Regions from separate parts of the Mus musculus genome. Here regions 1 and 2 are each linked to region 3. The links are chromatin loops, found by intact Hi-C in ENCODE. Cell type or tissue: heart. All regions are shown on one strand.

Region 1 (8,000 bases), 86 kb after region 3:
TTCCCGCTTACTCATGAATCACAGACTCACCCTAAGTTGCCATGCTGGGATCTACATGGAAAGCCACACCGGTCAGAGTGTTAAGAATAATCAGTTCCATTTATTATCTGAAAAGCCACCACAGGGAGGGGATGCCTCTCAGTTGGTGAACTGCCAAGCATGCCCAGAGCTCTGGATCTGATGTCCAGATGTGATGCTGCACACCTGTGATCCCCCTTGGGAGGTAGATGCAGAGGGGGCCAGAATATCAATTACATCCTCATGACAGAGTGAGTTTGAGGCCAGCCCGCACCTCCTGGGACTTTGTCTTAAACCAAAAAACTAAACAAGGCAGCAAACAAAAGCCACCGCAGAACTCTCCGTGATTTAGAAAGCAAATGTTTGTTTCTCTTGTTCTCCAGATCACTGGGCGGGTGATCCTTTTGGACTTTTCTGGACCCACACACACCCCTGTTGTCAGTTGAAATCAGGATGTGGGTGTGCTGGTGCTGAGGGAGCCCTCTGGGCGTGGCCGAGTGGCCTCTGCTGAGCTCTTATCCTCACTCTGTATCCTTCCTTGTCTGTCTGTCCAGCCGGTCGGTCGGTCGCTTTGCCCCATTGCCTGGCCTTTTTGAGATGGCTGTGGCTAGACTCCAGGTGGCAGGTGGAGGCACAAGTATCCTGAAGTCAAGAGTCAGAGGTATTACTCCACCACACTGTTTGCAGCCTACTGACTGGAACACATTGCTGGCCAGCCCAGGGCCGAGGGGTGGGCACATGAACTATTTAGTGTGTGGTAAAGGAAACTGAGAAATCAGAGTGTTGCTATAGAGACAGGAGGAACTCAAGACACGTATACAATCACTTCTTTTGGGCACAATGAGTCCATCCATGTGTTTAATCTGTAGTTATCACAACCTGGGTTATATCCTGTTCGCTCAGTTATACAACGTACCCTCTGGTGAGAAGCCGGCGGCCATAGTGACTTGTGAGTCCCACTTTGCCAAGTATACCAGTAAGTCTTGGGTGCCCATGTTATGATCTCATGTTTACTTGCTTATATTATTATGCATGGTTCCAGGATCTTTCTTCTCCAAGGTCTTGTTCATATGTTCGTTGTCCCCCCCCACCCCCCCACCCCCGTCGTCCCTGTGCTTTCCAGATAAACAACTCACAGTACAGAGCTTAGTAGTGGGATCTAATTATATGTCAGTGTCCCAGCCCTCATGCAGAAAGCTGTCCCCTGCACAGCTGGGTGACTGGCACGGTGCCTCATATGAATAAGTCATTCAACACGTATTTGTCGAAGAGATTTAAATGTGATTTATCAGCCAGTAAGTACACACTCTCTGGAAGCAATACATACATTAGAAACCCAGGATGAACTTGCACGCTCCTACAAAGGCCTCATAAGTAGGACTCAAAGGGTCAGTAAATAGTCCTAGAGAGGCTTTTACACACTGATACCTCAGGAACTTGAATTAGGTCAGGTGTTCTGAATTTAACATCTTGGAAATGTGCGGATTATAACTTACTCAAGTAGATGGGGCCTCAGTTGTCTTTTGTATACTGCCTTTCATTGAAGTGAGTATTTTATAGTTTGCAATAAGTACCAGTAACTATTAGCCCTGCTGGTTTGAGAACAACTGATTGCAAAATGGGCTGTCCTCCGTTGGCTGAGGTTATTGGATCTATAAGTTTTTAGGGCCTTCCTCCCTTTGTTTGATCTGGTTTAAAGCGTCCGACCAGGGCATAGGTCAAGCAAGTGTCCCGCTGCTGTTTGCAGTCATGAAGCCTGCTTGCATCTGTTCCAAAGCGTTGTTTAATTGTTACAGGGCACTCTCGGTAAGGCAATGGTTAGAAAACACTCTCGGTAAGGCAGTGGTTAGAAGCTGAAGCTCACTGAACATTGCCAAGGCAGCTAGAGCAGTCACCAGAGAGAGACTCTATATGCAAAGCATCTTACACAAATCACCACAGCCACCAGCTTCAGCTGGGTTGGAAATAGCTCAACAGCTGGCACGAGAGAGTGGAACAGGAGAAATGGGATGCAAACAGGTCTCGGGATTTTATACACACAATGTCTAGGGTGGAAACAGCTACTGAGGTACAATCAGATTCCTCTACCATAGAAAAGATAAATCTGGAAAAAAAAAAGAAAAGCTGTCTTTGGCCCCCAGGTTTTCTCTTCAGCAGCTGAAACAGGAAGGTTCTAAAGTAGAAGCTAGAAAACTAACCCTTGGACCCACGAATCCCAGATGCTCCTGAAGCCGGGCCCAGGGAGCTGGGCAGGCCCTGGAACTGGAAGAATAATGCGGTACCTACATTCCAGAGACAGAGCTGAGAGAAAGGCTTAAGAAGCCCACGGGCCTATGTCGTCATTCATCTTTCTGTTTACCCCAGGGACCCTACCAAAAAAGCTCCATCTTGTTGCTTTATCGAAAATACATGATTGCAAGTGTCTGGATGCTCACATCTGCCAATTTCCCTATGGCCAGGCAACAGGTGCAGATCACATGCCCTGCTGTGAGCCGCACACATCTACCACCCCAGAGTCTAAAACAAAAGCACCTTGCTCGGAACCAACCTGCAGTCATTTGTAGGGGCTGCTGTATCAAAATCCTACAGACCGTGCAGCTTAAAGGAGAGAAATGTACGGTCTGGCAGGTCTGTAGGCCACAAGTCTGCGATCAAAGTACAGACAGGCCTGTTTCCTTCTAAGCACGTTGAGGAACAGCTTGCCCTCTGCCAGCTCCTTGGTTCTGAGACTTTCCTGGCAGCCTTTGGTGTGGAGCTGTGTCATTGAGTCTCTGCCCTCAGAAGGACTTCCCACCCCCCTCCCCACCCCACCCACACCCCATACATAGCTGTCTTTGAATCCAATCTCTCCCTTTTACAAGGTCACTAGTCATATGGGGTTGGACACCCACCCACTCCTATATGACCTTATCATATATCTGCAATAAGTCTATAGCTACATAAGATCACAGTCTGAGGTCCAGGGGTTAGGATTTTGATGTTTGAGCTTCAGGGAGACATGGTTTGCTCATGTCACCACCGTTCTGGCCCACAGCCTTCCCCTCTCCCATGATCCTCAGTATCAGCTCGATAGTCAGGTCCTGTCAGCTGGCATGCTCCATGGACCGTAACCTTTACCAGGGATTTCCACTCGCAGCTATTCATAGCAGCCCCGTGCTCTTGCGTGGGCCATCGCTGCCTTTATTACAGGCGTTTCTGCCAGAGTAGGGGTCTCCTTGAAAGACCCTGCCCAAGTGAGCATCTGTCGATTGCATAGAAACACATACACAAGTAAATAGTGTCCGTGATTAAGAGACCATGGCTCTGCCCCCCAGCGTAGACTGTGTGTGAGATGCAGGACTCTTGCATCCAAGCTTTGAGTTTCCATCCGCTGAGCGCTGGTCTGAATGTGCGTCTTACCTCACTACAGACTCAGACTAAAGCTCTCATGCTGCCTTCCAGGGTCAGTTCAGGCCACCTGTCTGCTTCTCATCTCTGTCAGAGCTTCTGGTCCAAATGACAGCTGGGAGCACAGCTGCCTCCTTCACGCCCCTCGCTGTAGTCTCATCTCCTCATGCTCCTTGTCTGCTTCAGGATGTCCTCTCCCTGGGCTCCCTTTCTTGCACCTCAGTGGCCTTGACAGAGGTGCCACTCTCCCATCCTGACGCCTGTCTTCACCTCTGTAGCTGTCTCTTGATTCTCACCTCAACCCTGCCTTGCTCTCTGGACATGAGACCCCCCCCTGAACACAGCTCTTGTCCGGTATGACCTCTGCAGTTCCCAGTGACACGTCTCAGGTTCCTTCCTAAAGGCCACTTTCAAGGTTGCAGTATCACAAAAGCCTTGTGACTCAAGACTGATCCTGATGATGGAGCATTATCTCTGCTGACTAGTTTGTGGGGAGATAGGTTGCCCCTCAAATGCTGGCATGGGGGGTGGCTCTTCTTTTTCCCTTTAGCTCGCTTGTGTCAGATTCCTGTCTGGGTGTCACATGTTTACACATTCACAGCTGTAGAGCGTAACTTCCACGTGGTAGCATGTGGAAAGCCTTGCAGAGCTTGGATTCGCTTTGTCTTAGCCTGAGTCAGTGAGATCAAAGCTAGCACAGCCTGCCCTTTTGAGGAGTCAGGTCCTCAAGTCCTGCCTCTCTTTCTCTTGCTTGTTGGGTTTGTATACAACCCACACATGTGTGTGTTGGATGTTCTCTGCTTTCAGCCTCACACCATGACAAGTCTTGACACAGGACTCCTAGAATACCAACTGCATATCACTTTCTACTGCATAGGACAATTCTAGCATTGGTCACCCTCCTCCCAAGAAGTGGCACTGAGCACTGACTGGCAAGTGTCAAAAGCTCACTTGAAAACTTGTGAGGAAGACACACGCTAAATTCTATAAGTTTTCTTTTGGTAAATATCTAATAGTATTTAAGTATTTATTTTCAACTATTCCCATCCAGCATTCCGTCATAATATCCAAATACTATCACAGGTGCACAATAAAAAGTTGGGTAAATCAAGACTTAGCAGGTCCAGAGGAAAATCAGCTCACTAAACATCTTTCAGTGCGTAGGACAATATCATTCAGGGATATCTGAGGTTTATAGGGAGCATATAGTCTGACCTCCTCTGCGTGGTGAAACTCATATGCTTGCCTCACACACTAATAAAAGTACCGGGTCACTGTAAGCCACGCCCGCCCCCAGTAGATGAATGAGATTGAACATAATTCTCTTATAGCTTTTCTGACTTTTCTACAACAAGGCAGATAAGACATTTAAACTTACTTTAAGTTTTCTAGACAAAATTCATGTAAGCTTCCTTTTTCTAAATACCATGTTTGTTTTGGTCCCTGCAGCCTACAGTGACTTAGGGTACTACATCATCAACAAGCTGCATCATGTGGATGAGTCTGTGGGGAGCAAAACACGAAGGGCCTTCCTGTATCTCGCTGCCTTCCCTTTTATGGATGCCATGGTAAGTGGAGGAAACTGTGGGCTTTCCTTCTTAACGGCAAGTGCGTCTATCATAGAATTTGCTATTCTAAGTTTTTTGGTGTGTCTGGTTCAATAGTAGAAGAGCACTCATGTTTCTACGCAGTCAGTTTCCAGGGCCTCTCTGCATGTGACAGCCATTCCCGTTCCACGCCCTATCCCAGAAACTGCGTTCTACTTTCTGTTTCTGTGAAGGTGACTATGTTAAAGTACTGCACGGGGGACTCAGACATTGTTCGTTCTCTCCTGCCTGGCTGATTTCATTTTAGATATTGTCAGTGTTCTCTCTCTGTTACAGAATGTGCCAGGGTTTCATTCCTTTGTAAGGCAGAATAATGTTTCCTGGTGTAGATATAATACATTTTGCCTATCTACCCATTTGTAGTTTCCATTTTTGGCTACTGTGATTAAAATTATGAACACAAGTGTACAAATACCCTTTTGAGTCCGTACTTTAAATTCTTTGGGGATATATATATATATATATATATGTTAATTTTTAATTAATTTTAATTTTTTTCCTGAGGAACCATTAAGCTCATTCCCTCGGCAGTTTATCGGTTTTACCTACAGTGTAGGGGGGTTCCTTGGGCTTCTTAGCCAGTGTCTCTCATCAATTTATGATATATATATATATATTTGCCACACATTATAGCAGACAGCAAGAAAACACAATTGAACATTCTGATTCGGTTATCACGTGCTTTTTCATGGTTGATTTCAGTTCCAGGTGATGGGGGCTACACTTGCCACTTGTGTGGTGTGAACACATGGGTTTCACGGTGTGCTTCTCCTGGACATCCTGATGGGACATGTCATCACTAGGTTACCAGTCTTATCATAGAGACCAAGAACCTTAATGAATCCTGTGTCCATGGTAGTGAAGATGAGGCTTATTTCTATTCATTTTGGTGTAGCTATACAGAGACAATACAAAGTTAACAACATGTAGTGGCTAATAATAAAGTCTTCCATTGGATCCTTTGTTAATTACTGTTGGTGGGAGGCTTGGGCCACCAGTGGGCAGCGCAGCGGACAGTGAGAGGTTTCCTCTCGCTACTTTGGCCAGCTGTGTTGCCCCTGAGAGCTGATGGAGAGGTGAACCCGAGGGCAGGTCAGAGGCAAGGCAGCATATGGTCCTCACACTTGTGCACAGGAGCCTGGAGCTTCTCGAGTCAGGCCTCGATGCTGAACGGGTTAAGCTTGAGCTGGACAGACTGAGCCTGTGATGTCACTCTGTCCTTCCTGAAACCTGGCAGAGAGGATCTAAACAGAGAGTGGTAACTACCCAGTGAATTCTGAGAACGCATGACTTGTCGTAGAAGGCTGTCGCAGACTCTTAGATGCTTTGCCTTCTGGCCCCTGCCAGCTGTTTTATTTGCCACAACAGCATTTTTAAAGCTCAGCACAAGTTAAGCATCTCTCACTCCAAACCCCAGACCCAGATCTCAAAAATCCAAAAGTTCCCTGAGTGGTACCACATCTGGGAAATCATACACCCAATTTCATGTGTGAGAAACTGATTCATGCATAAAAATATTTTAAATACTATATAGAGAGACTTACTTCAGATTCTTTGTATAAGAACTACAAATTTTATGTTTAGACCTTGGTCCTGACCTCTAGTTATCTATCTACCTTATCCATCCATCTATCCATCCATCCATTCATCCATCCATCCTTCATCTATATCTATCTATCTATCTATCTATCTATCTATCTATCTATCTATCGGTCTGCAATCTATCTATCTATCTATCTATCTATCTATCTATCTGAGTTATCCTAGGCTTTGTTATCTACCGACCTACCTACCTACCTACCTACCTACCTACCTACCTACCAATCCATCCATCCATCCATCCATCCATCTACCAATCTATTGATATCTATATCTAGCTGAATTCTTCTAGACCTATCTAACTGTCTGTCTGTCTATCTATCTACTACCTATCCACTACCTATATGTCTAGCTATCCTTAGATATAGATTTGTAATAATGAGCCTTTATAAGAACCTCTCTCCCTCATTCACCTAGACACACATCTGTACATGTGCACATGCACGTGTATATACCTGCAGCACTATCCTAATAACACAGTTGGGGAGATATTTGCTAGAAGTCATGCAGCTTTCCACCCAGATGGCATTAAGACAACAAGACAACCTATAAAATGCTATTACAAATGTTAGCTACATTTAAAAAGCAAAGCAAAACAAAACCATTTGACAGGTTGGGACCTCGGAGCTGGAGAAGGGAGTAAAGGCAGCCGCTGCTACACAAATTCTCAACCTAGGCATGGAGATTTGTCCATCCTGTTCTGCTCAGGCGCCATCACATGTCTCTGTGTTCTAGTTTGCTTTCTGTTGCTGTGATGGAGATCATGGACAGAAGCCGCTTGGGGAGGAAAGGGTTAATTTCATCTCACAACTCCAGATTGTAGTCCATCACTGAGCAAGCCAAGGCAGGAGCTGGAGGCAGGAACCAAGCAGACTATGAAGGCACACTAGTTATTGACCTACTTCCTGTGACTTGTTCAGCCCACTTTCTTATACAACCTAGGCCAACCTGTCTAGGAGTGGAACTGTATAATGAGCCAAACCGTTCTGTATCAGTCATCAATCAAACATTCTCCCGCCCCCACCCCCACAGGCTTGCCTACAGCATATTCTAATAGAGCTATTTCCTCATTTGAGACTCTCTCTTGTAAGATGAACCTTAGCTTGTGTCAAGGTGACAGAAATCTAACCGGCAGTCTGTCGGTCTACTTGGCCATTGAGGTAAGACGTAAAGTTCTTACACAGATGCTGTTGTAAGCGAGCATCACCCTCCCCACCTGCTGCTGGCTGAGCTGCGGGTTGCCTGTTTTAGGACCTTCTGCCTAGCCTCCTTCAGGCACACAAAACCAGCTCAGATCCAGGAGACCACATTCTTTCAGAGCCCTGATCTGCTCTTGACCCAATGACGTCAGTCTCTCAGAACCACCTTGGAACCTTAGCTCTAATCTAG
Region 2 (8,000 bases), 160 kb after region 3:
TTTTAAAGGTAAGAGTGTGTGTGTGTGTGTGTGTGTGTGTGTGTATGTGTGTGTGTCTGTGTGTTGTGGGAGGGAGATTGAGCTAGGCCAGCCTTGAACTCCTGATCCTTCTCCAACTCTGCCTTTGGAGTGCTGGCATTACAGGAAAGAAGTACTAAATCCAGCTAAGACTTGTTTGCAAATGCTTACTAGTGCAAACAAAATTATACTATTTCCAAGAAAACTGTAAAATTAAAGGCAGAGGTCAGTGAAACAGATTTCTATGAAGCCATATTTTCAATTTCTGATTCAAGACATGAAATGAAAACAACCAATTCTAACGTCTATGCACAGCTTACAAACACTACTGTTTTCTTGTTATTAAAAAGCAGCATTTATTTTGGTATTTACTACTTTATGTGCATGACTGCTTCCCTGAATGCATATCTGTATGCCATTCGTGTGCCTAGATCCTGAGGCCAGAAGAGGGGGCGGGATCCTCTGGTACTGGAGTTACGGGTGGTAACTGTAAGTGCTGAGTGAGAGCCTAAACCAGGTCCTACACAAGGGCGGCAAGGACTCTTAACCACTAGCCATTTTTCCAGCCCTCTCTGCAGTATTGGTAAGGTGGAGTCAACCAATGTGACACCACACATCTTCCTACCCAGACCCAGAAACGTAAAGACCACTAGGCCTAGCCTTTGTCTAGTCTGGTGACTGCAGAGAGGATAAACAACAGAACACATACAGGAAAGTACCAGCACCTAGGCCAAAATTCCACCCACTTCTGCAAGTGGACTTTCCATGTCAGCTCATCCTGCTCCATGTGACTTCCAGAAGCGCATAAGGACAACACAGCTGCCTGCAACAAGGAGGTCTGGAAACATCCTGGGTGACTCCTCAAGCGGGGTCTTCCTTGCGTGAGGAAAGGAGAGGGAGTCCACTACATCCCCACAGCTACACGCCTTCTTACCCCACTCTGGAAGCTAGGCTGGGCAAGGACAGAAAACAGCATAAACGAGGGTTGACAATCCCTGCAAACAGCCTAACACATAGAGGAGTGTGCTCGCAGACCCTTGAAGAATACCTTAGCTTAGAAACACAAGTTTGCACTCAATTTCATCGGGCTTCCCAGACGACTGGTATGCCTCCATACAAGAGCATACCCAGCATCAATCTCAGAGTAAACCCCAGTCCCATCCTCAAGTAGACTGAGAAGGCGCACGGGGTAGTCTGTGACTTCCCTAACCACTTCCGGTTTGGTCACGCCCTTGAGGAGGATAGCGTGGTATGACTGTCTAAGGGTTCCCCACATGAAAGGATGAAGGGAAGGGAAGATGGAGCAAAGGAGGCCTGTGATGTGAGCAGCCGGGGAACCTGCACAAGGTCAGTTACTCTGGTCTAATGTCAGGCCTCTTCAAATGGGACTCCCAGCTTTACAGTGACCATCCCTTGGGGCTTGTGCAGGAGGCAGTGTATACATGTGGTTTGGGTGTCCCTCTTCCCCAGTCCTTTCCCCTGTGAAATGCGGTGAGCTTATTAAAAAGAAATCAGAACAGCTGAGCTACTAGAGCCAAACCCCAAGTTCATAATTCACCTGTAGGCTGCCTAGGACTTACACTCATAACCAATCTCCCTCAAATGTAGTAAAAATAACGCTATAGCATATCTCAAATCATATCCAATCTCACCATGGTCCCTATTTTAAGGTAAAAATATTTTCAATAACTCTGAGTGGAGAGGTCTGACCCCTGAGCCTAACACAGATTTAAACGCACATTCTTAACAGCATTAAATTTATAGCCAAACTATTAAGCGGCTTATATCACATACGCACATATTACACTGTCAACTATTTACTGTTTCTCTGATACGGGACCCTAGAAAAGCCCCACAGAGAGAAAGAGCCCAATCCACTACTCATGTAAGGCTGAGTCAGAAAGGCAAAATGGTCTAGCAGTGTGGTGTATTAACCAGTAATACTTGTGAGTTACACTATACACTAGCCTCATTTCCACACCTGAAGAGTCAAGAGAAAATGGGTCAATTAAAGCCAACACAGGCAGTAAGGAAAAAAAGAAACAGCTAATAACATTCAAATTACAAACATAGGCGTGGTTATAAGCCATGCCTCTCTGTCCAGTGTTGCTGAGGAGGTCAAGAAGAAGGGGGTAAGGGGTAGGGAGTTGGGGGGGGGGGGGGAGGTGTCAAGAACCATGGTCTTAAAATCTCCTACCTGTTTCTCCCTGCCTAACAACACAATCCGCACCTGTTTCCTCAAGAGTGAGATGACAAACCCAGGTTTCAGCTTTAAGACTAACAGCAGTGTGAAGACTCCTTCCCTTTGAGGTCCGTTCCCCAAGGTGTTCGTGAGAACCACCACACCAGAAAACCTTCCAAACAACTGTGTGTACGTTGGAGAATGTGGTTCTGGCCTCAAAGGCTCAGGTATCTTTCAAGGCATGTGAAACTGCTAGGGTAAGACTGAGGTGCAGGGCTTAAAAGGCTGGGCATCCAGGAAAGGAATGGACTAGGAAAGCAGGCTGAAAGGCAGAGCCGTCAGGAAGCAGAGGAAGAGCAGAGGAAAGAGACATCTCTAACCTAGACAGTTTCAACCTGGCAACCACAGACTAGACCAACTCAAACATGGCCCTGTAATATAAAGGAGCTCAATAGAAAGAAAAATAAGTGTCCCTACTTAAGAATCAGGACATTTCATTTAAAAAAACCAGGCTATCTAGATTCATTGACTACAGCAACTATGGCTGAAGCTTAGATAATGCTGACCCAAATAAAGAGCTAAAAGCTCCCCAAGTCCCAAAGCTAACAGACAATGTCACTAACGCTAATTGGCAGCCTAGCTCTTAGAGAAGGTTAAGGCTTCCCACTCTATACCTTTCCTGTTACCACTAGCTCATTACAGGAATAATTACCATCACACTCGGGCGCTCAATAAACGAAAGCGGTCAAAGCCCACCGCAAAGCACCTCACAACTGAGCTGCTATTATATCCCGTCTTCCTTAACAAGGCTTCAAAAGACCCCTTCTTAGGAAATTGAAAGAGCTCTAAAGGTCCATCTAGACACACCTTATGCTTTAACTTTTGGATCATAAGAAAACTGACTGTCGGAGCTTTTGATTTTCTAAGTCCAAAGACATCTAGAACTGTGCCACGAACTCAGTAGACACCTCCAAACCCTGCACAGTGAAATCGCTTCTAACTTACTGTTTTTCTTCACAGTCAATAAGGAACTGCTCTAAAACTGTGTGCCTGTGTGTGTGTGTGTGTGTGTGTGTGTGTGTAAAAGCAAAGAGTGGTAGGAATACCTAGCCAGGGTCTGACGGGGTAAAACGGAGAGGGCCAGCCTGTGGCCAAAGTCTGTCCAACAGGTGGGAAACTCTTCAAGTGGTGACATCGCAGGACAATTCTGTGGCTGTTACTGGGGCGAACTCACTTCCTCCGAGCTAGGTTAGGGGAAAAGAGCTACAGGGAGTCAGTGGATCATTAAAGGGGCCTCTCTGGATTTCTTTCCCAAATTCCTAGCGCTTTCCCTAACTTCAGGATTGGACAGTTGTCAAAGCGGGAGTGTGGCGGCCTGGGTGACCGAGCTGTGACAGGGTCCACACTCCCGACTCTCTACTGCTCGGTCTGGGTAGCCGACCTGAAACCGAGGGAACCCACGCAGCCCCGCGCCCGCGCCCGCTCCCACGCCCGCCCCGCTCACTCACTGCTCGGCCGGGCATCGCGTCGCGGCCCGGGGCTGCGCGCCGGCCGTCACCTTCCCGCCGTCCCGCGCCGCGGCCCCGGCCTCGCGCGCCGGCGTCTCGGCGCAGCTTGCACCGGGCCACGCTCCGGGCTGGGGCATGGTTCCCCGACTCATCCGCGGCCACGCCGGGCCCTGCCGTCCCGCCGTCCGGAGCCGTGGCTGCGCTGCCCCGCACCCCGCGAGGTCCGCAGAGCGCTTCCGTAAGCGTCACTGTGGCCCGCCCCGCGACCTTTGACCTGCAGCAAGGGGGCGTGGCGAGAGGCTAGGGGACCTGGAACGGGCGGGGCTGGGAATGGAGGGAGGACGCCTGCGCAGAGCGGATTTGAGCCGCGGAGCCTGGAGCGGCCCGCGCCGTGTGCCCACTGCGCATGTCCGGGCTCAGTAGGTGGTGTTGGGGGATGTTGGAGGCTGGGCAGGACACGCGGCTGGGCGGTGTGGAGTTGAGAGAGTTAGGATGCCGGGTAGTACTTACCTCGGTACAGAACTTCATCCTTGGTCCCCTAAAAGTTCTGCTGGCACCGTTCCTCAGTGCCAGCGCGGCCTCTGGAGCCCACGTGGCCTTGACCTCGGCTGTGGGGTCGTAGTTGAGCAAGCACAACATTCTGTGCCATCTTGAATTAGATTGCTTCATGTGATCGATTTAAGAGTAAGAGTAAAGGGCTGACATTAACAGATTTCCAAGGTATGACCGTGGAGGCGCAGAAGCCGGGGAGAGTGGGTGAGTTAGTAGGCATGGCTCCAGCCTTGAGGCAGAACCCGAGTATGGAGCAATAGCGAGGCAGGGACATTTCGGAAGCCTGCAGATAGGTTCAGGGGCAGAACCGAAAAGTAAGATTGGAAGTCAGATCATAAAAAGCCAAGTTTAGATTGATAAGCTTGAGCTTCGTCTTTTCCGTGTTCTCTCTATAAGGCCATTTATGAAAGATCATTTTTGCCTGCAGTTAAATATTAAAGCATAGGACTAAACTGATGTTCAGAGGTGAGGGGAGCACACTAGTGTTAAACATCCCCAAGGCTGATTGGGTGATTAAAACGTCCTTGATTATGGAGAGCTAGAATATTACCGATTAGGAGTAAGCTGCACAGTCTTGGGCGATCTTCAGTTCTCCTTAATAGCCATTTATTGCCAACCTCATTATAGCTTTTAGGTAAATCATTGGGATCTACAGACTTACGGCCAGAATAACATCAGATCACATAACAAACATTTAACAAACATTTCTACCATCTACCTGATGCGTTTTAGAAAGACCTTTGACTTAATGTTTGATTTGTTCTGTTACTATTTAAAAAAACAAACAAACAAACAAAAAAGCAAGGAAGCCATTAGGCTGGAGCATATGGAGACTATTTGGAATAAGTCAAATCTGTGTTCCTGGACCATTGTGCCTCATATTTCCTTGGCTCCAGACTAAACTATCTTACTTTCTTTCAGGGGAGGGCTATGTTCTTTGTAAAGAACCTGTAAAGATAAACTCGGGGAGGTGGGAACATAAGAGGATAAACTATAGAAAGAACATTTGTGCTGGGTGAGATGGTGCACGCCTTTAATCCCACCACTTGGGAGGCAGAGGCAGGCGAATTTCTGAGTTCGAGGCCAGCATGGTCTACAAAGTGAGTTTCAGGACAGCCAGGGCTACACAGAGAAACCCTGCCTCAAAAAAACAAAACAAAACAAAACAAAACAAAAACAAAAACAAGAGAAAGAAAGAAAGAAAGAAAGAAAGAAAGAAAGAAAGAAAGAACGTTTGTCTTGAGACAAATAACTCTGAGGTGTTCTTTTCCTTTTTTTTTTTTTTCTTTAAAAAGTAAGAAACACACCTGCTGAAAATTCAAAGCATAAAATGGTAAGCAAACTGGTTGAGGAACTTAAGGAGGAAGGATTGTAGTAGGTCATCACCCAGTTCACGTCCATCTGGAACATCCCAATCTGACTTCGGGGGGCCGGGGGATGGGGGAAGAATCTCTGTCTATGAGATTAGTAAGGTGATGTCATGTTGGATTGGGGTGTCCTGTAAAGCTATTGATTGGTGTTTTGAGAGGAGAGACTGACCACACAGACAGATAAACAGCAGAGGGAATAAAGCCATGTGGGGAAGAAGACAGAGATTGAAGGAACGCAGCTAAAACCTAAGGAATGATGGAACTTACCAGAAGCTAAGATAAAGCAAACAAAGGCTATCCAAAGACTCTTTGGCTAAAGCTTAACCCTGCCAGCAATCTCACAGCACACTTTCAGCTTCCAAAACTTTAACTTTCTGTTGTTTGCCCTCTGATTTGTTGTTTTTTGTTACAATAGTCTGAGGAAATTAATACAAGGCTCAAGATGAAGATATCTAAAATTTTACCACACTAAATATGTTTGCAACGAGTCTAACAGGTAAAGAGCCTGAATTCAAAATAAGAATTCAGAAATAAGCTTTATTGCCCAGATGGAACTACGTTAGCTCTTGGGCTCTGAGTTGTAATTTAGCCCTTAGCAGTTTCCACATTCACATTTCACACCCACAGAATCTCATATGTATCCATCACATTTGGTGATAATAGGCAGGAAGGAGTGAAATGGGAAGAAAGTGAAGGATGTCTTTAAATTCAGCACTCCATAACTTCAGGGGGCTAAAATCCTAGAAAACCAACAGGCACCCAAGTCAAGGAGTTTCCAGAAAACTCGAAGAATGAATTTAAGGGTGGAGATTAGAAAGGAGTGAGGGGTGTGTGTGTGTGTGTGTGTGTGTGTGTGTGTGTGTGTGTGTGTAGCAGGAGAATCCTAAGAAAGGTTGTGACCAAGGCCTTTCTTAGTAAGGCTTTACTAGGGTGAAGCATGAGAAGGTCAGCTGATCAGGGCAGTTGGCCTACCCATGGCTTGTTTGTGTGCTTCTCCATCTGGTGGGTGGCCTGGAGCTTTGGACACACCTTCAGGACAAATAGTCTCCCTCCCAGGATCTTACTCCTTGGGTGGTTATGCCTCTTAGTTGTATTCACCATTGTTGGGGGGTGGGGTGGGGGTGGGGGAGGGGCAGGGAAAGAAAAGAAACAAACTTGGAGGGAGAGGCTTATTTTGGACCAAAATTCTTGGGTTACAGCCCATCATTGCAGGGTGGTCTAGGCAGCAGGAACCTGAAGCACGTAGTCTCTTCCACAGTTAAGAGTAGAGAAAGAATAAATGTGGACTTATCTTGGGAGGCAGAGGCAGGTGGACTTCTGAGTTCGAGGCCAGCCTGGTCTACAGAGTGAGTTCCAGGACAGCCAGAGCTATACAAAGAAACCCTGTCTCAAAAAACAAAACAAAACAAAACAAAACAAAACAAAAAAAAAATACCCAAATGTGGACTTACCTGTGCTCAGGTTACTATATCATGATTCATATAATCCAGATTCCAAAGTTAAGCAGTGGTGTTGCCCACATTTAGGGTTCTCTTTCCCCACAACTTAGCATAATTAAGACTATTTTCCCGTACTTCCTTATAGACCAGCCTGATCTAGACAGCTCCCCACTGAGACTCTCTTACCAGGTGATACTAGATCATATCGACTTGACAAAGTGAACTACCATATTATATACAAGGAGAAAAAAAGGATTAAGAAACCAGAACGTGAGCCAAGACACATGAATGGTTTGGGGCATGTCTGGCCTCCAGCCAGGACAGAACTCCTGTTAACAGTGCCAGCTTCAGACCAAAAGTGAACTGCTTACCAAGGTCAGGAAACTGAGTTGTCCTTTTCCAGGACCCCTCCCTATACTGCCTGACCAGATTCCTTCCCCTGCCCTTGCTGGTAGCAGCCACTCTGGATCTATTGGTAATGCTTCAATGTCATAGGTATGGAGTAGTATCTCCCAAATTCAGTGAAGTTTTAGGGGGAAGGGAGCCCAAATGTGGATGTCAGGATGTAACGTCTAAGATGAAAGAGAAGTAGTTACATCTGGTCCTTCCTACAGAAAGTAGGGCAGGCTTTGTGCCCAGTGGGAGAAGAGAGGACTCTTCAGCAGGTCCAGGCTAGTAAGCAAGTCCCTGTGCCACCTGAGTCATATGATCTAGCAAATCCAGTTGTGCCTGACATGGTACAGGCAGATTTAGATTCTGTTTGGTCTTTGGCAGGCACATAGAAGTGAATCACAATACAGACTCGGCCTTTGGAATAAAGCCCCTGCATTCTCTGTGGGAAAGTACTCTGGTCTTAGTTCAGTGCTGAATGTTGGCCAGCATTGAACAGTCGGACATAGATACCACTCACATTGCCAGTAAATAGTGTTGA
Region 3 (8,000 bases):
AGGCCAGCCTGGTCTACAAAGTGAGCTCCAGGACAGCCAGCGCTATACAGAGAAACCCTGTCTCGAAAAAACAAACAAACAAAAAAAATTTTTTTTCTCTTTATAGATTTATACATACTCATTTTGTTAAAGATGGGTGAATGGAGTTGAGAAACAATTCTTCCTCATATTCATAATCATGGAAATGCAGCTACTGTTAACCACTGAGCATATATTCTCTTTCAGGATCTTTTTCTCTATATGCTACATGACTAGTATCTGTAAACCTTGTAACGATAGTGGGGCAAAAGCAATCAAATCTAAGACTTTATAAATAGAAAATAAAGCTGTACCTTTCCGAAGATATCTTCTAGATCTAACTAACGTAATGGACGCTGGGATACTTCAGTTTCTGCATAATTCAGAGAACTTCTTACCTACCACAATCACTTATATTTAGGGCTTTCCTGTCATATTGTTGACGACATGAAAACTATGTTTACAAGAAGGGAGAGGCGGGGCTTCCTTTTTAAATCTCTTATCCGATTGTGATGTTTGTTTGTTTGTTTGTTTGTTTGTTTCGAGACAGGGTTTCTCTGTGTAGCCCTGGCTGCCCTGGAACTCACTCTGTAGACCAGGCTGGCCTCGAACTCAGAAATTCACCTGTCTCTGCCTCCCAAGTGCTGGAATTAAAGGCGTGCGCCTCCACCACGCCCGGCGTGATTTTATTTTAAAATATTTTCTTTTTAATTAAAGGGGATGGTGTGCGTGCGCATGAGTGGTTGTGTTGGGGTAGGAGCCCTGTGCGCATGAGTGCAGGGGCCTGAAGAGGGCGCTGGATCCTGGGGAAGTGGAAGATGCAGGCAGGCGAGCCATCAGGCTTAGTTGCTGGGAACCAAAATGGAGTCCTCTTCTAGAGAGTCAGTCCTGCTGGGCCATTTCTCAACCCCGAACTGTAGTTCTTTAGTGAAAAACAAAACAAAACAAAGAACAATTAAACGTCCCATTGCCTTTTTAAGTTTCTCTGGTGTTGCTTGAACTTATACCCACTTAAAAGTCTAAAAAGGTATTCTTGTCCTTAATCAAAGATGCCACCAACTCACTTGTTAAGGATAGATTTTAAAAGTACTCAAGGATAATGGCCTTTGGCTGATTTTTCTCACCATCCCCTTCAGACCGAAAGGGTGCGTGTGGCCGCAGTAGCAGCTGAGATGCAGCAGCCTCTTCCGGAGACCAGTGAGAGCAAACAGGTCTTCAGGAGCATTGATCCAGGGCTTCATCAATTCACATAGCAGGCAAGGGTCAGCACGACTAGATCACTTTAATTGAAACGAGCTTATGAAAACATAGACTAACAGAATGGGTAAATCACCAGACCACATTTGCTTTAGAACAGAAGTCTTCTCCGTGAATTCCTTTAAATAACCCATTCCTTTTTTTTTTTTTCTTTTTTTTGTATGGTTAGCTTAATAACTGACTACACAGAAACATGCCTTTCAGGAATTGCTCCTGGGGAGAGCCCTGTACACAAGAACTTCCTGTTTTGCTGGAAAAAAATCTCTTTTAAGGGTAACTGTTTGACATATCAAATGCAATGAACAATTACCAAAGTTTTGTTTTAATTATATGGGTGATGTAATTTGGGGTTACACGGAACTGCGGGTAAATTGGTTTCCTAGTTTTTAGGGGCTTCAACCAGAGTGTGTAAAACTGAAGGGGATAAAAGGCATCAAATATGGAAATATTTAATACTTGCGATGCAGTCGGAAAAATCTGCACCAGAAAGTTAATGTCTCAAGCTCTTATTTATTTACTTATTTATGTATTTAATAAAGGCAAGGTCTCCCTACAAAATCCTAGCAGGCTTGGAACTCATTATGTAGCCAAGATTGGCCTGGAACTTACAGCAATCCTCCTGCCTCTGATTACCTTCAAATATAGTATTAATATGAGCCTTACAGAGATAAAGGGAATGGGTTCATTTCTTAGGACAAAATACTTGAATGTTTTAAGTAATACACAAGTTTAACTCATTATGTTTATTTTAAAAGATGTGTCAAGGCTATACAGAGAAACCCTGTCTCGAAAAACCAAAAAAAAAAAAAAAAAAAAAAGATGCATAGGAAGATACAAGTTGAACAAACCATCTATCTCAACTGCTACAGAATGAAAAGCTAAGGCCCCTTGTTCAGAAATTCATCATTTCAAGAGGGCAAGACCAGGGTTTGAAGAAAACGATGTTTCAGCAGTTAGGAGCACCGACTGCTGCTCTTCCAGAGTCCCGGGTTCCATTCCAGCACTCATATGGTAGCTCACAATGTTCTGGAATCCAGGAGAAGCTCCAATGCCCTCTTCTGGGCTCTGTGGGTGCTGGACAAGCATGTCATGCACAGACAGACATGCAGACAAAAAAAAATATCTGCCCATAGACATAAAATAATAAAATAAATATTAATGAAAAGTATTAAGGCAAAAACAGAGAGCCAAAGCAGGCACAGGACCCTCTACGAGCTAAGCTTTTTTGTGTGACTGTACTCGTCTCTTGGAGGCCAGCCCCGCCCTGCTGTGAATGCTTCAGTCACTGGCTTGGACCCTTTTTTCATACACTATACTGGGACACCGGCTGATGCTGGCTTTGTCAAGCTTTTCAGTTTTAGGTAAAAGTCTCAGCTCAGCAACTGATTTATCATGAAATCACTGGGGACATATTATAACACAGCCGAGCAGATTTTCTTTCCTTTTTTTTTTTTTTAAGCATATTTACCGGTCGACTTTTAAATAAGTAAACGGTTGCACATTACTAGCAAAAGCTGGAGACCGGTATGGAGCATCCCAGAACCCTAGTCCAGGACGGACAGTCAGTCCCTGCCACCCGGTGTATTTTTCCCCAGGGTCTGCAGATCTCTGTCACGAGAGATGCGAGATGCTCGTTTTGGTAAACCATCCTTCTCTCCCACTAATGCAGCCGTATCCCCATCACCCTAAAGCAGCTCCCAGTCCGCCTCAAGGCCGCCCGGACGCCGAGGCCTTTCCAGCTCGGTTGTCCCCGAAGCTCTACTCCTGGTTCCCAACTCTGGAGACGGCGCTCACACGGCCTTGCCGGACGCTCCGGGGACAGCATGGGGCTGTCGGTGTCGGGTCACCCGGAGTCCCCGCCCGCTCGCCCGCCCCGCCTGACTCCCCGCTCCGCGCGCTCGGCTCAGGCGGCGCCCCGGTCCCCCGCGGGCGCGGACGGCAGTGGCCTGTGCGAGCGCAGCGCCCCCCGCGGCCGAGCCGTGCGCAGCGGAGCGGGGAGGCGGCGCCGGGCCGGCCCCCTCCCGGGTCGCCAGCGGTGTCGCGCCTCCGCCCGCCCCTGATTTCCTCCGCGCGGCGCGGCGGCGGCGGCGGAGGCGCCTCGTGCGCGCGGTTATTTATTTATTTCCGGGCCCAGAGCGCTTATAATGGAGCCGCTGTCAGCAGAAGCCTCTGCTGCCGCCGCCGCCGCCGCCGCCGCTGCCGCCGCTGCCGTCCCTGTCCCTCCTCTCTTTCTCCCCGGCAGATCTTTGTTGTGTGGGAGGGCAGCGGGGATGGACTTGAGCTCGCGGCTCTCCTGCTAGAGCAGCAGCGCTTGGAGAGGACGCCGCCGCCGCCGCGAGCAGCCGCCGCCCCAGGCCCCGCCGGCCGCGGCCTCCGTCCCCGCGCTGCGCTCCGCGCGCCTCCCAGCACAGTGCCCTCGCGGCGGCAGATGAGTGTGGGGTCAGCCCACGGCGGGGACTATGGTGAAATTCCCGGCGCTCACGCACTACTGGCCCCTGATCCGGTTCCTGGTGCCCCTCGGCATCACCAACATAGCCATCGACTTCGGGGAGCAGGTAAGCCCGGCCGCGCCCGGTGCGCCTCGCTCGCCCAGCCTCGGCCTTGGATGCCGGGCGCCGGGGGGATGCGGGAGGAGAGGAGTCACCTGCTCCGAACCCCCTTTACCCTGGACCATTTGACGTGGCTTTGCGGCTTGTCGAGGGTGACTTTTGCAGCGCCCCATCCCCTCCCTCCGCAGATATTGGAGACTTTTCCAGCGTTCTTTGGAAAATAGCAAGCGACGGGATGATGGGGAACTTCACCTATAGAAAGGGGTTTAGTGCTCGGGATGAGTATTATGTAATTTGTGATTATGTAAACCTCGGGCCCAGAACTGCATGTAGTTTCTAGTAGCATTTAGTGCTGGCTTTTTACTTGCACAGGGTTTGGTGATGGTAGTGATGGTGGGAGAATTTGCCTTACAATGTCTCCAAGTTGATTTCCCACGTACTTCCAAATTTACATCTTTGCATGTAGCCTAGGTAAGGATTAGGGGTGTCCAGGAGGTACCTTGCCTAGAGGATCACTGATTATATCTACTTTAGGATATCTGTTCTCTCTCTCTCTCTCTCTCTCTCTCTCTCTCTCTCTCTCTCTCTCTGTGTGTGTGTGTGTGTGTGTGTGTGTGTTCTCTCTCCTCTCTTCCTTCCACCCCTTTGGACGAGAGCACATTTCTGGTGCTGCCTTCTCATTCTTTTTTCACGCTATCTCCATGTGGCGTCATTACCAATCTGGTGCTGCAGGCTCTCCCGTGGCGGTGAGGCACTGGTACCCTTTTGCAGGGCTTCCTGGCAGTTGCAGTTACAGCCTAAGGTCCGGGAGAGGGTTTGGGGGTGGGAGCTGGACCTTTTCAAAAGTGTAAGATAGACCTACTTTTGCAAATGTACTATTTTTTCCTTTCAAAGCAGTGGGATAAACCCTCTTTTGTTCATTAAGGGGCTCTGGATGGAGGCGGGAGTGAGGAGTTTCTGACAGTCACTGGGTAGGCAGGTATAGCCCACCTCTGTGTAGGGAAGGATAATTCATACAGGCAGGTGAAGAGTCGATACAGGAGCACAGGAAAACGAGGTATCTGCTTCACATGCGTTGGAGATGATTAAGACATAGAAAATTATTAAAACGTCTCACCAGCTTTTAAGCCTCGGACTTGTCAAGAACAAGAAGACTAGGAATGTCACTTAAGTGTTTCTTGGGTAGGTAGGTTTTGTTTGTGATTATAAACACAAGTTTGCGTTTACACTGAGCCTGTGGCAGAACTTTGAGAGTGGAAATTTAGATTCCCCTGAAAAGTTTGGACACTGCACATGGGTGATGATCACAAAAAGAAATCACACAGCAAGTCTCAGAGCATGTGTGTTATGAGGTGCCCATTAAGAGACCTATAAGTCTATTCTAGTTCCCTAATTCTCTCCATAAACATTATGGACTTCTCTATCATTTTATAGCTGGTTGGGGAGGCGATACAATGGAGTATTCTGGCAATTACAAAACCTGTTTTTCGGCCAGGTGTGGATTTAATCCCAGCACTAGGGAAGCAGAGGCGGGTGAGTCGTGAGTTCAAGGCCAGCCTGGTCTACAGAAAGGGTTCCAGGTCAGCCAGGGCTACACAGTGTGACTCTGTCTCAAAAGCAAACAAACAAAATAAATAAACTTAACACATTTTAAGAATATCTATTTTCACTTTTCACAGAAACTGTTTTTTATTATATATATATACATATATATATACATATATATATATATATATATCCTCTCTTCCCCCATTGTTAGTGGTTGGTAGTCTAAAACATTAATCACTTACATCCGTTGATTACCAAGTACCTGGTTAAAACACCATGTTATATTTATTCATTTTGTATTTGAGGGATGAATGAGAGGTCTAGGCATGGTGAATCTCATGCCCAAGAACTACATAGATAGTAAATGGCAGACCTGAATTTGAGGTCTACACCCACCTTGGCCTTGCAGGTTCTGATAGCAGCCTTCGCCAGTGCAGCCTCTTCAGGGATATTTTCCCAGGCTTCTTTGAAGATTAGAAATAAGTTCTAGCTTTCCAGACCTCACCCGAGGCTCAGATTTAATCTTTGCTGCCATGTTTTGGACCTTTACATTTTTTTTATTACATTTATTTATTTAGTGAGAAAGACATACCACACACACACACACACACACACACACACACATTTATCAGCTGCACCATCTGGCCAGCTCCATACTGTGAACTTGACAGTCCCAATAGATAAAGGAAAATTGTGAAAGAATGCTCTCTCAGGAAAGGGGAACTGTAACCCAGAAGTTCATGTTAGAAGAGATGAATCATTCAGATAATTCGGTAGAAACAATATTTAATTTTAGTAAGGTTGGCTTAGGCTTTGGTTGAGGAGAAAGCAGAAGGAACAGCCAATGCCTTTTTAATAAAGTTATTGAAGTTATGTAGCCTTTACTATATAACAACATGAATTGCTAAGTAAAGAAGGAAAATGCTTGGGTATAGTTTATTTTAGAACTTTATTTATTTGTAGGTGTGTGTAGGTGTGTGTGTGTGTGTGTGTGTGTGTGTGTGTGTAGGTGTGTGTGTGTGTGATCTCTTCTCCCCTTCCCCCTCTGGATAGGTGAGCAAGAACTTTACCCACTGAGCTAGCTGCATTAGCCCTCCCCACACCCACACCAGCATATTGTAAACAGCATGTTTCTTTTACACTATCTAAATGCCTATTTGATCTCTAGGTACAGAGAGTCCCTGATTTTCTAGAAGCCAGGATCACCAAGTATCTTTATCAGGGTTTCTATTGCTGTGGTGAAACACTGTGATCAAGAGCAAGTTAGGAAGAAAGGGGTTTATTTATTTGTCTTATACTTCCACATTGTAGTCCATCATTGAAGGAACTCAGGGCAGGAACTCACACTGGGCAGGAACCTGAAGTCAGGAGCTGATGGAGAGGCCAGGAGAGGTGCTGCTTACTGGCTTGCCCCTCATGGCTCACTCAGGTTGCTTTCTTTTTTTTTTTTTTTTTTTTTTTTTAGGGTTTTTTTTTTTTAATTAGGTATTTTCTTCATTTACATTTCCAATGCTATCCCAAAAGTACCCCCATACTCTCCCCCCTCCCCCCACTCCCACTTCTTGGCCCTGGCGTTCCGCTGTACTGAGGCATATAAAGTTTGCAAGACTGATGGGCCTCTCTTTCCAATGATGGCCGACTAGGCCATCTTCTGATACATATGCAGCTAGAAACACGAGCTGGGGGGGGGGGTGATACTGGTTAGTTCATATTGTTGTTCCACCTATAGGGTTGCAGACCCCTTTAGCTCTTTGGGTACTTTCTCTAGCTCCTCCATTGGGGGCCCTGTGATCCATCCAGTAGCTGACTGTGAGCATCCACTTCTGTGTTTGCTAGGCCCCGGCATAGCCTCACAAGAGAGTTGCTTTCTTGTAATGGAACCCTGTACTACAGCACAGAGGTGGCCCCGCCCACAGTGAGCTGGGCCCTCCCACATCAATCAATCATTAAGAAAATGCCTTGCAGGCTTTCCTGCAGCCTGATCTTAGGGAGGCATTTTCTTCATTGAGGTTTCCTCCTCTCAGATGACTATAGCTTGTGTCGAATTGACATAAAAACCAGCCAGCACATCAAGTTATATAGAATAAATGACTATTATGAAAGGTACTTAATACCACTTAAAACGTTAAGGGCAACTTGAGTAAAGCCTTGCAGCATTCTCAAGCCAAAATGTATTCTACTTAATGCCAGATTGTCCCTCCCTTCCCCCACCAAAGTCAGGAGTGTACTGTGTAGCCCAGCCTTGGCCTCAACTCTTTATCCTCCTGCCTCAGTCTCCTAAACTCTGAGACTATAGGTATGCACTACTATGCCAAGCAGATATTCCAAATGGCTCTAAAAGAGTCACTGAGTTTGGTAGAGTTTGCCATCTGACATGGGTTCTAGGAACTGTACTCTGGTCCTCTGGATGAGCAGTATGCATGCTATCCTGCTGATCCATGTCCCCAGCCCTTCCTAATGTAAAAAACCTAGAGTTATGGTTCTGAGTTAAGGATGTCCTATGTCCTGAGTTATCGGTGTCCTAAACAGAGGAGGGGAGAATGAAAGGGCCAGGAAAAAGAGTTAGTAAGGTGTGGTTGTTTGAATGAAAATGGTTCATAGGACTGGCACCATTAGGAGGTGTGGCCT

Evidence for each region. Hi-C counts contacts between places; a loop is a spot of excess contacts. Peaks named below come from ENCODE experiments on the same cell type or tissue, not always from the same donor. Only the 100,000 strongest peaks of a DNase experiment are listed, where the experiment ranks them.
Region 1: it touches region 3 in a loop (2.3-fold over the local background); 9 of 42 quality-filtered maps call a loop at or near these places.
Region 2: a loop joins it to region 3, with 3.0 times the contacts of the local background. A loop is called at or near these places in 2 of 42 quality-filtered maps.

What each region holds. Positions count from the first base shown.
Region 1 is chr15:27,548,835-27,556,834 of GRCm38, forward strand. Ank (progressive ankylosis) reads left to right here. Exons shown (of 12, transcript NM_020332.4): 3 at 4,855-4,973. Among named protein-coding and RNA genes, the nearest start is that of Mir7117, 19 kb to the right of the region's middle. In heart, no CTCF peak of the experiment used is centred here; DNase peaks (open chromatin) are centred at 2,757, 3,097 and 3,667; H3K27ac peaks cover 246 bases.
Region 2 is chr15:27,626,750-27,634,749 of GRCm38, forward strand. It overlaps Otulin (OTU deubiquitinase with linear linkage specificity), which reads right to left and starts at 3,944. Exons shown (of 7, transcript NM_001013792.2): 1 at 3,709-3,944. The coding sequence starts at 3,860. In heart, no CTCF peak of the experiment used is centred here; a DNase peak (open chromatin) is centred at 3,972; H3K4me3 peaks cover 2,347 bases; H3K27ac peaks cover 1,536 bases.
Region 3 is chr15:27,463,270-27,471,269 of GRCm38, forward strand. Ank (progressive ankylosis) reads left to right here and starts at 3,408. Exons shown (of 12, transcript NM_020332.4): 1 at 3,408-3,830. The coding sequence starts at 3,735. In heart, CTCF peaks have their summits at 2,327 (motif pointing left) and 3,210; DNase peaks (open chromatin) are centred at 3,262, 3,772 and 4,622; H3K4me3 peaks cover 2,540 bases; H3K27ac peaks cover 1,638 bases.